2 separate regions of the Homo sapiens genome follow, and region 1 is linked to region 2. A link is a loop called in an ENCODE intact Hi-C map of the cell type or tissue named here. Cell type or tissue: breast epithelium. All regions are shown on one strand.

Evidence for each region. A loop is a pair of places that touch in the nucleus more often than their neighbours do. Peaks named below come from ENCODE experiments on the same cell type or tissue, not always from the same donor. Only the 100,000 strongest peaks of a DNase experiment are listed, where the experiment ranks them.
Region 1: a loop joins it to region 2, with 7 times the contacts of the local background. A loop is called at or near these places in 1 of 110 quality-filtered maps.

The regions. Positions count from the first base shown.
Region 1 is chr22:45,742,338-45,747,337 of GRCh38, reverse strand. The region is part of intron 9 of ATXN10 (ataxin 10); the gene reads right to left. Among named protein-coding and RNA genes, the nearest start is that of MIR4762, 16 kb to the left of the region's middle. In breast epithelium, no CTCF peak of the experiment used is centred here; no DNase peak of the experiment used is centred here; H3K27ac peaks cover 1,189 bases.
Region 2 is chr22:45,491,452-45,496,451 of GRCh38, reverse strand. No RefSeq gene overlaps it. Among named protein-coding and RNA genes, the nearest start is that of FBLN1, 8.9 kb to the left of the region's middle. In breast epithelium, no CTCF peak of the experiment used is centred here; a DNase peak (open chromatin) is centred at 2,798; H3K27ac peaks cover 2,188 bases.

The DNA of each region.
Region 1 (5,000 bases), 250 kb before region 2:
GGGATGGAGTCTTATTATGTTGTCTGGCTGGTCTCCAACTTCTGAGCTCAAACAATCTCCCGCCTCAGCCTTCCAATGTGCTTGCTGGGTTTACAAGCTTGAGCCACTGCACCCGGCCCCCCAGACATTTTCAATACCCTGCCTGGAATTCCCCAATTAGACAGGCAGAGTTAGGTTCCTATAAAGAAGGAAAAACATGTATCTGGGAAAGAGAGTGAATTAAGCCATTATCATCCAGAAAGACCTTGGGAGATGGGTTTCATGAAAGACAAAACATCAAGGGAGGAGCAAGGACAAAAGTGGTGGTAACGGTGGTATAACTAAGAAGGGATGGAGGCTGCTACAGTAAAATTGAGTGATACCCAAATAAAGTGTTTCATATGTCACAGTTCTGCTGGTGATCAGTTTACGTATGTGTATCACACTAAACACTTATTAAGTAAAACCAAAAACAACAGCACACGTATACTGAAATATGCATCAGAATCAACAACCCATAACCTATTTACCCACAGAAACTGATTATAGGTAGAGTGTAAGTCAGGGGGTGAGCAGAGGGCAGAAGAGTATAGTGAGGAGCGTAGAAGAGAAAGTGTTTCTGCACAGGTCAACAGGGTACCTGTGACCTTGAGTTCTGAAGGCCAAGTTAAGGTCACTCAGGGAAAGTATGAAGGTTGGGAAGTCCACACAGTGCTAGTATAGGCTGAGAATATAGAAGCTGGCCCTGCCTGAGCACCAAGGGCCATGCCACCCCGGCCTATTTTACAGTTGCAAAAAGAAAAACACTAACACATATTAGTTAAGCATTTATTTATTTCTCTGCAGAGCAATCACTCGATCAATTATCCGAGTAACTGACAAGTCAGCCAGTACTGATGTACAAAACAGGTACTAATCCTCATTAAGAGCAACAACCTAAATAAAATCATTAGGAAATAGCCATAGACTTTTTTTTTCAGTTTTTCATGATTTAACAGACAAATACGCTGCTTGAAAACATTTCAGACAGGAGGAAATAATAAAGGAGTTAATAATTTGCCTGTTCTTGGCTCCTTGCAACTAGATACAAAAAGGGTGGAAAATAGTACACCCCACCAAAAAACCCACTAAAAATTGATCATGTTATGAATGTTTAACAACTGTAAATTCAGTCTTAAATTTTATTTAAGATTAATGAAAAAACCGCATTCAGATCTACGAAGCCTAAACCTAGGATTTAAAAAATATTTTTTAATTACTTGCAAATATTATACAATACAGATGTTCTTATAATCTAAAATATATATGATTTGGATCAAATAAAACGATGGCAAATTACAGTAAATTAGAATATATTCAAACATAAAAAAAGACTTTCAAAAATACAGAACTCAGAATTTAAAGGAACATTAATTTTCATTTGAAAAGTTATCTATTTTTACTAGTCTTTGTAAATTTAGTCAGAAAATTGTATAGTAATATTTACACTCCTTGAAAAGAACTGTCTTACTTGCTGTGTATCTTCAGAACCTAAAAGTGCACTTGATATGTAGTAAACATTCAACATTCAATTTATTTTACAAATAAATTGTCATTCAAGAAAAATTAGAAAAATTTACTGAATGCCTACTATGTGCCAGGTACAATTTAGATGCTGGGAGTAACATGATGAGCAACACAAAGTTAACGAAAAATGTATTACAAAGATTATTTTATGTATATAAATGAACCTGCCTTCAAAATTGAGAACTGAAGGGGCCAAATAAAGTTTGTCTTTACATGTTGAACTTTTTCATACAGTACAGACTTACTTTAAAATTAAGGTATGCTTATAGTAAAAGATTTATAGGCACATATATTTGACATGGGATCATCAAGTATGTGACTGCTGGGAATATTTTAAATCAGGGAGGAGGAAGGAGGAGGAGAAGAAACTGAATAGCAGTTCCATAACCTTTAGCAGAACGGATATATGGCCCATCCTAGTCAATACAATTTCCTTGGCGGGCGGAAGGTAGATAAACTAGATCATCTGTCTGTCCGATTTGAAAAATGCACTTAGCTTTATGAAATAAACGTTTGGTTTTTCTTCTAATAAAGATTCACTTAAAGAGGTTATGACAATAGTGAAAAGAAGAAGAATAGGGAAGAAAAAGGTAAACCATACATTCCTTATTCTAACAAAGAAGAAGCTGAAGAATGCTTTCTTCATGTTTATAGCATTAGTATCTTTGTGCTTCTTACAATAGAAACCAAAACAGAATCTCCATTTAGGTCCACAAAAGTTTAGAAGTAAACTAATCACTACAGTTGTAGCAAGGAAATACTACACAAGTCGAGAACAAAAAAACAAGGTAAGAATAGAAGTCAGTAAGGATTTGACACCTCCCTACCATGACGAGGTAAAGGGAAGTCTAGCAATTCCTTTACAATTCAGGAAACACTACATCTATCACGTGTACAGACTTAAGCATTAAAGACTCATGAGAATTTGGGATAAAATACATTTCTGTGCAGATTTTCAATCTGAGGCAACGTACCTTGATTCTCTTAAATCTTGCCCAAAGACAAGTATCTCAAAGAAAGATGACCATCCTTCCAGTTGATACCATGCTCCTGGCAGTCCAGTGCCTGTCCTTAGAGAGAAATGCTCCTGGCACAGCCAGCCCAGAGGACACATCACCCCCCTGTTCCTTTCTGACAGGCCTCACCACACGGACTTTTGCTACAGCTCCTAGTGGACATGTGTCATTCCACCACTAAAGCGACTGTCTTCTCCAGAGCATGCAGCACACGGCAATTCTCACTCAGCAAGTGCTAGCTGAGTTAAATCACACTTGGTCTCGGGGCCTTGGTTTCTTCATTTAGAAAATGATGGTGGAAATATCTTTTCAGCCCTTTCCACAGAGGTATCATAAGGCTCCAACAAACTAAAGCAGATGAAAAGAGCTCTGGAAAATGGAAAGTGCCACACAAGTGTAAGAGGGCCATCCAGCAGGTGGGCACCATACTCACTGCAATGGATGAAGTTACACAGACAACACAGACACAGTTGGGCTTGAAAGAGTCTTGCTCAAAATTCAGAGGAATCAGGCAGTACACAAAGATTTTAGGAAAATCTGTGTCATGAGTAGTTTTGAGATTCTGATTCAAAGAGGCAAGCATGGTCCCCAGATGATGCCAGAATGGAAGCTCCACAGAAGATATTAATACCTTGCCTGAATTACCCGTCAAAGGATCCCCAAGCCAGCAAACATTCGTATTTGATGAATGGGTGAATCAGAAACAAGGATAAGAGGACCCCCAAGAGCTCCCAACTTCAACCAGGAGGGAGTCTAAGGGGCCTGGCTGGCCTAGGAGACGCAGACTGACCAGCCTCCAGCCTGAAGTCCTGCAGGAAGTCTATTTTAAACCCTTTTCTCCAACCTTTTGGCAAGTTCTCACCATGGGGCAGGAAGTGAGCACAGGCCTGGGAACTCAATAGGCAAACAAATCCAAATTCTACCCTGGGCTCTGCACCTAACTGGATGGCCTCTCCTTAAAATGTGGTTACCAGAACCTGCTTTGCAAGGCTGATGCAAAGATTAAAGTTGATAATATATGTAATTCACTAAGCACAATGCAAGGACATAGTAAACACTAAACAATAAATCATCAGTCCCTTTTGTCTTCTGGGCAAAGGAGGAACCCAAATTAGGCTAGATGATACGAAATCCCTCCCAACTCAGATCTTTAGTCTTGGAGCAGAGACAGAGCCAAATTTCCCTTAAAGCCCTAGCTGGGTTAGAAGTGAGACAATCCATCAAGACAAAACACTGAGAATTACTGGTCCCGTGATAAAGACCTGCTACATAACCATCCATTCCATTTTCCCAAAACTATAACCAAAGTCATCTGAGTGCGAGTGAATTCCATCCCTTGAGGCAACAATGAGCAAGGCAAATATCTGTAACACCCAGCTGGAACAAGGATTTGGCTACAAGAATAAAGAACACTCTAGCACATCCAGAACAAGATTTCGGCGTTGTGTCGGTCTTTGGAAGGAGGAAAAAAATCCCAGAGGTAATGCTTTCAGGTTCAGGCCTTTTGTTGACACACGTAAGAAACTGAGAGAAACAGAGGGCATTTGAGTTGATACTCAAAGAATGAACTCCTTCATACCCTCTAAACTGTTTGCTGAGAAATCAGCAGTGCTATTAGCAACTGCACAAGTGACAGGACACACCATCGACTTCCTGTGCGCCCCAGTGACCTCTGCACAGCAGCACTTGGGCACACTCCATATTTACTTATGGTGCAATCTGATCCTGACTTCAGTGAGTTATTTCGCAAGCCTTTTAAGGGTTACTGCATTTTGTTCCTATAAGAGGCCAGTCCAAATTAGCAACAAAAGAATAGTTAAACACAAGAAAAACCACCTCTTTTGTGCTCAAGAAAGGCAGTCCTGGTCATTAAAAAGGTAAAGTGCTTTATTCGCTATCAACTTTCTTTTGCAAAAATCAGTCCAGTAATTTCCCAAGGGGGGAATCAGTAGTCTCACTCTCCTGAAGATGAGGATTGCCAAAATGGTGCGCCCATATACTAAAAGTGCAAGTTGTCTAGCGTTTGGTTCTGCGCCATGTCTCACAGGAATTATTCCAGCTATCAACGGCTACATAACAAATTACCCTAACATTTAGCATCCTAAAGCGGCCGTTTTATTTTCAATCTTTCTCCCCGCTTTTGTTTTTCAGACTAGATGATTTCTACTGATGTATCTTAAAGTGTACTGGCTCTTTCCTCTGTGATCTTTCTTGAGGTTAAGCACATTCGGTATTTTTTTTTTTTTATTTTAGATACTGTATTTTTCAGTTCTAGGATTTCCATTTGGTTCTTTTTTATAGTTTCTATTTCTCTGCTGAGATATCCCACCTTTTCACTCTTATGAAGCGTATCTCCTTTACATCCTTGAGCACGGTTACATTTGGTACTTTAAAATCCTTGTCTGCTAAGCCCAGTATCTGTGTCCTCTCACAGTCAGT
Region 2 (5,000 bases):
TCAGCCTCACCTTCCTTGCATCTTTGCTCAACCAGGCTCCTTCCTGTCCTTCAAGTCTCAGCCAAGATGCCACCTCTGCAGAGAGCCTTTCCTGCCCATCATCCTGACCAAGTCCCTGCACCTTGGTACCCTACACCCACCCCCCTCTTTATGACACATATCCCCCTTCATATTCCTTTATTTCTTTGTTAATGTATTGATTTTTTTTCTTCTGCCCACTAGTCTATGGGCTCCCTGAAGGCAGGGACAGTGTCAGCCCCGTTTGCTGCTATGCCCTGGGTTATTGAGCACATCTCTGATGCTCAGTACATTTTTGTTGGTGCATGAATGGAGAGGGCAATGCCTAGCAGCTGGCGATGCCGTGCGTTTTGAGACAGAGCCACGTGTAACATGACAGCCACTGCTGAGATAGCCATTCTCTCCATATTACAGCAGAGGAGACTGGCTTAGAGAGGTGGCAGAGTCCCTGTACCCGGTGTGGCTTTCCAGATACTGCCCTCTGCCAGCATGGGAGCTGTGGTCCACCCACCTCCACACCTCCACTCCTGGGTCCATTTCTTTTCTTTTTTTTTTTTTTGAGACAGAGTTTCACTTTTGTCACCCAGGCTGGAGTGCAAAGGCGCGATCTCGCCTCACCGCAACCTCCGCCTTCCGGGTTCAAGTGCTTCTCCTGCCTCAGCCTCCCGAGTAGCTGGGATTATAGGCATGCGCCACTATGCCCGGATAATTTTGTGTTTTTGTAGTAGAGACAGGTTTCACCATGTTGGTCAGGCTGGTCTCGAACTCCCAACCTCAGGTAATTCGCCTGCCTCGGCCTCCCAAAGTGCTGGGAATACTGGCATGAGCCACCACGCCCAGTCACTCCTGGGTCCATTTCTGAGTCCCTCCTCCACTAGGGGCTTTTTTCCTCACTGGGAAGGTCCCGGGGCAATGGCTTGATGAGCAATAAATGCAACAAGAGCTCCATGCTTTTAAGTGGGCTGCCAACAAGTTAGAGATTTCAAGTTATTCCACACACATAAAATTTGGAGAACCACGGGCTCTGCCAAGCCTCTAGTAGATGCCTCCCACACAGCACAACACCCAATTCAAGGCTTATATGGTCAGGATTTGTGTCCCCACACAAACCTCATCTTGAATTGTGACCCACAGGGATTTACGAAGAGACCAGGTGGAGGCAATTGAATCATGGGAGTGGATCCCTGCTGCTGTTCTCGTGATAGTGAGTTCTCATAAGATCTGATTATTTCATTTTGTTTTATTTTTTATTTTTATTTTTACTTATTTTATTTTTTTTGAGATGGAGTGTTGCTCTGTCGCCCAGGCTGGAGTGCAGTGGAGTGCATCTCAGCTCACTACAGCCTCTGCCTCCCGGGTTCAAGCAATTCTCATGCCTCAGCCTCCCAAGTAGCTGGAATTACAGGAGCGAGCCACCACACCCAGCTAATTTTTGTATTTTTAGTAGAGACAAGGTTTCACCATGTTGGCCAGGCTGGTCTCGAACTCTTGACCTCAAGTGATCCACCTGCCTCTGCCTCCCAAAGTGCTGGGATTACAGGCATGAGCCACCGCACCCGGCAAGATCTGATGATTTTATAAGGGAGGGGCTCTTCCCGCTTCACTTGGCACTTCTCCTTCCTGCAGCCTTGTGAAGAAGGTGCCTGTCTTCTCTCTTGCCTTCCACCATGGTTGTAAGTTTCCTGAGGCCTCCCCAGACAGGCAGAACTGTGAGTCAATTAAACCTCTTTCCTTTATAAATTACAGTCTTGGGTATGTCTTTATCGTGGTATGAAAATGGACTAATACAAAGGCATTCCAGAATGCGGTCTACTGTCTTCATGGGACTCCTCCTGCAGTGACAACCCCATGTCCATGTCCTCAGGCCAGGCGGTGATGGGGGAATCCCTGGAGGCTGAGGAAGCACCAAGGAAGTGGTCAAAGAAGGCTTCCTGGCCGGGCACGGTGGCTCACACCTGTAATCCCAGGACTTTGGGAGGCTGAGGTGGGTGGATCACTTGAGGTCAGGAGTTTGACACCAGCCTGGACAACATGGTGAAACCCCGTGTCTATTAAAAATACAAAAATATTAGCTGAGCATGGTGGCGCACGCCTGTAATCCTAGCTACTCAGGAGGCTGAGGTGGGAGGATCACTTGAACCCGAGAGGCAGAGGTTGCAGTGAGCCGAGATCGTGCCACTGCACTCCAGCTTGGGCAACAGAGTGAGGTTCTGTCTCAAAAAAAAAAAAAAAAAAAAGGCTTTTTGGAGGAGGTGACCCAACACTGGCACTTTCACAGTCTATAGGATGAGTAGGAGTTAAAGAGGTTCAGGACCAGGAGAAGTGGCCTCGGGGAGGGTGACAAACATCCCAGATAAGGGAGCAGGCTGTGTACAGGTCTAGAGGAAGGATGTTGGGTTCAAATAGTGGGTGTAGCTCAGCAGAGGTTGGGGATAGGGGTGATCAGAGGAGGGGCTGAAAGATGGGTGGGGCCGCCACAGGAAGGGTGGACAGTAGGGAGTGGTCCTATACCAAACACCTCAAAGAGGGTTAAGAATTTAGTCCAGGCACCGTGACTCACACCACTTTGGGAGGCCAAAGCAGGCAGAACACGAGGTCAGGGGTTTGAGACCAGCCTGACCAACATAGTGAAACCCTGTCTCTATTAAAAATACAAAAAATTGGTTTGGCGTGTTGGCGCGTGCCTGTATTCCCAGCTACTCGGGAGGCTGAGGCAAGAGAATCACTTGAACTGGAGAGGCGGAGGTTGCAGTGAGCCGAGATTGCATCATTGCACTCCAGCCTGGATGACAGAGTGAGACTGCATCTCAAAAAAAAAACAAAACAAAAAAAAGAAATTTGGCAGAAGCCAGCTGCCCTCCCAGCTCCCTGCTGGAGGCCCGTCTTGCACTTTTATCTAAGGATGTTAATTTCCATGTGTCGTTCGCCCCAGCATGTGCCAGGCCTTTGGTCTCATTTTACTTACACAGTCAGCCGTGAGAGACACATGCTCTCCTGTCTCACAACAAGGGAGGCAGGATCATAAAGGAACCAGTCAGCTTCATGAGGACCCATGGCAGGGCCAGGATGCAACCCAGGCATGCCTGGGACCCGAGCCATTTCTCACCACCACACCGCGCCCACACAGCACACTGCCAAATGATTGCTTAGTGTTAGGAGCTGAACTGTGTCCCCCGCAAATTCGTCTGTTAAAATCCTAACCCTAGTCCTTCAGAATGTGCCTGTATTTGGAGGTAGGGTCTCTGCAGAGGTCATATGAGTGGGCCCTCCCTAATCCAATAGGAAGAGGATTATAAGAAGAGGGGGTTGGGACACAGACACACACACACCCAGAGTAGACCATGTGATAACCAGGGAGAAGACAGACAGCCCTCTGCAAACTAAGGAGAGAGGCCTCAGGAGAAACCAACCCTGCCGACCCATTGATTTTGGACTTCTGGCCTCTACAATACATTTCTGTTGTTTAATCATCCAGTCTGTGGTCCTTCATTATGGCAGCCCGAGCAAACTAGTACAGCTGGAGACTTGAGGGAGAGGAATTATGTGTCTATGATCTGGGACATGATAGCTCTTTTCTTTTGTTTTTTGTTTGTTTGTTTATTTGAGATGGAGTCTTGCTCTGTCACCTAGGCTGGAGTGCAGTGGTGCAATCTTGGCTCACTGCAACCTCTGCCTCCCAGGTTCAAGTGATTCTTCTGCCTCAGGCATGTGCTACCACGACCAGCTCATTTTTGTATTTTTAGTAGAGTCGGTGTTTCACCATGTTGGCCAGGCTGGAACCTCAGGTGATCCGCTCGCCTCGGCCTCCCAAAGTGCTGGGATCACAGGCGTGAACCACCTCACCCAGCCTGATCTGGGACATTGTAAATAGGTGTGAACCAGGGAAGGAAGGAGCGGGAGAACACAACATTCCAGGACGTTCCAGAACCTCCACTATCCTGGGACACCAGTTCAAACAAAATGAACGTCATTTATCTTTATGTTAAAACATAGTTCCCGGGAGCTTATATCCAGGGCAACTTGAATCTATACTCCCATGTTGTAGTCCTCGAACGGAACCCAAATAAACTCTCTACTGGAAGAAAAATAAATAAATCAACCCCATAGTTCCTGAGTTCCATACTTCTACTCTGCTTTGAAGACTGAAGTTCCTATGCCACAGGAACAAAAGTCCAGAAACAAAAAAGCTGGTAGGATCCTAACACCGGGGGCAGGGAGAGTGCCGTTCTGGCTCTCTAATGGTAGTTGGTGGAGCTGGAAAAAGTGAATGTCCAAAAGATTAAAGCATGGGTGCTCATGTGGAAGAAACAGAACAAAACAAAACCATTACGTGGCTGAAGCAAATGCAATTTTGTTTGTCTCTCATTCTGACAAAACGACAGAACACGCACCAAAGGAGTTCTGGAAAGACTGCCCCATAGCCTGGGGGCAGCAGTGGCAATGGGACAGTCGTTTCGTGCGAGTTTTTGTTTGTTTCAGGGAAGATTTGCATTTCTTCCATATGAGCCATAACTATTGCTTAGAAATGGTGATCTTTAAATTTCCTGTTGGTCCAGGTTGCAGAACAGTGAAGTGGGATTCTAAAGGATGTCTTTCTTTTTCTTCCTGTGTTTGAGGAATTCCCACTTAAGAGCTCCATTAGGAGACCCGGCTTTCTTTCCACTACAGGAACAAAACTCTCACTTCTCCCCCACCAGCTTCCCTTAAATCTGGGGTGCTGGCCCAGGACCGAGGCCAAGCCATCAAATGTGGCCACCCTGGGCTTTGTCATGGGGGCCAGTGGTGGGAAGGAGCAGGGTGTCGTGGGTAGCAATTAGCTAGGCCCAGTGTCTCAGGTGGTAAATGAATTTATCAAGACAGCTGTAAATAAAGAAAAGCAGATTTATAAGAGAAGATATAGAAAATACGTTGCGTGGCCGGGTGTGATGGTTCATGCCTGTAATCCCAGGACTTTGGGAGGCCGAGGTGGGCAGGTCACAAAA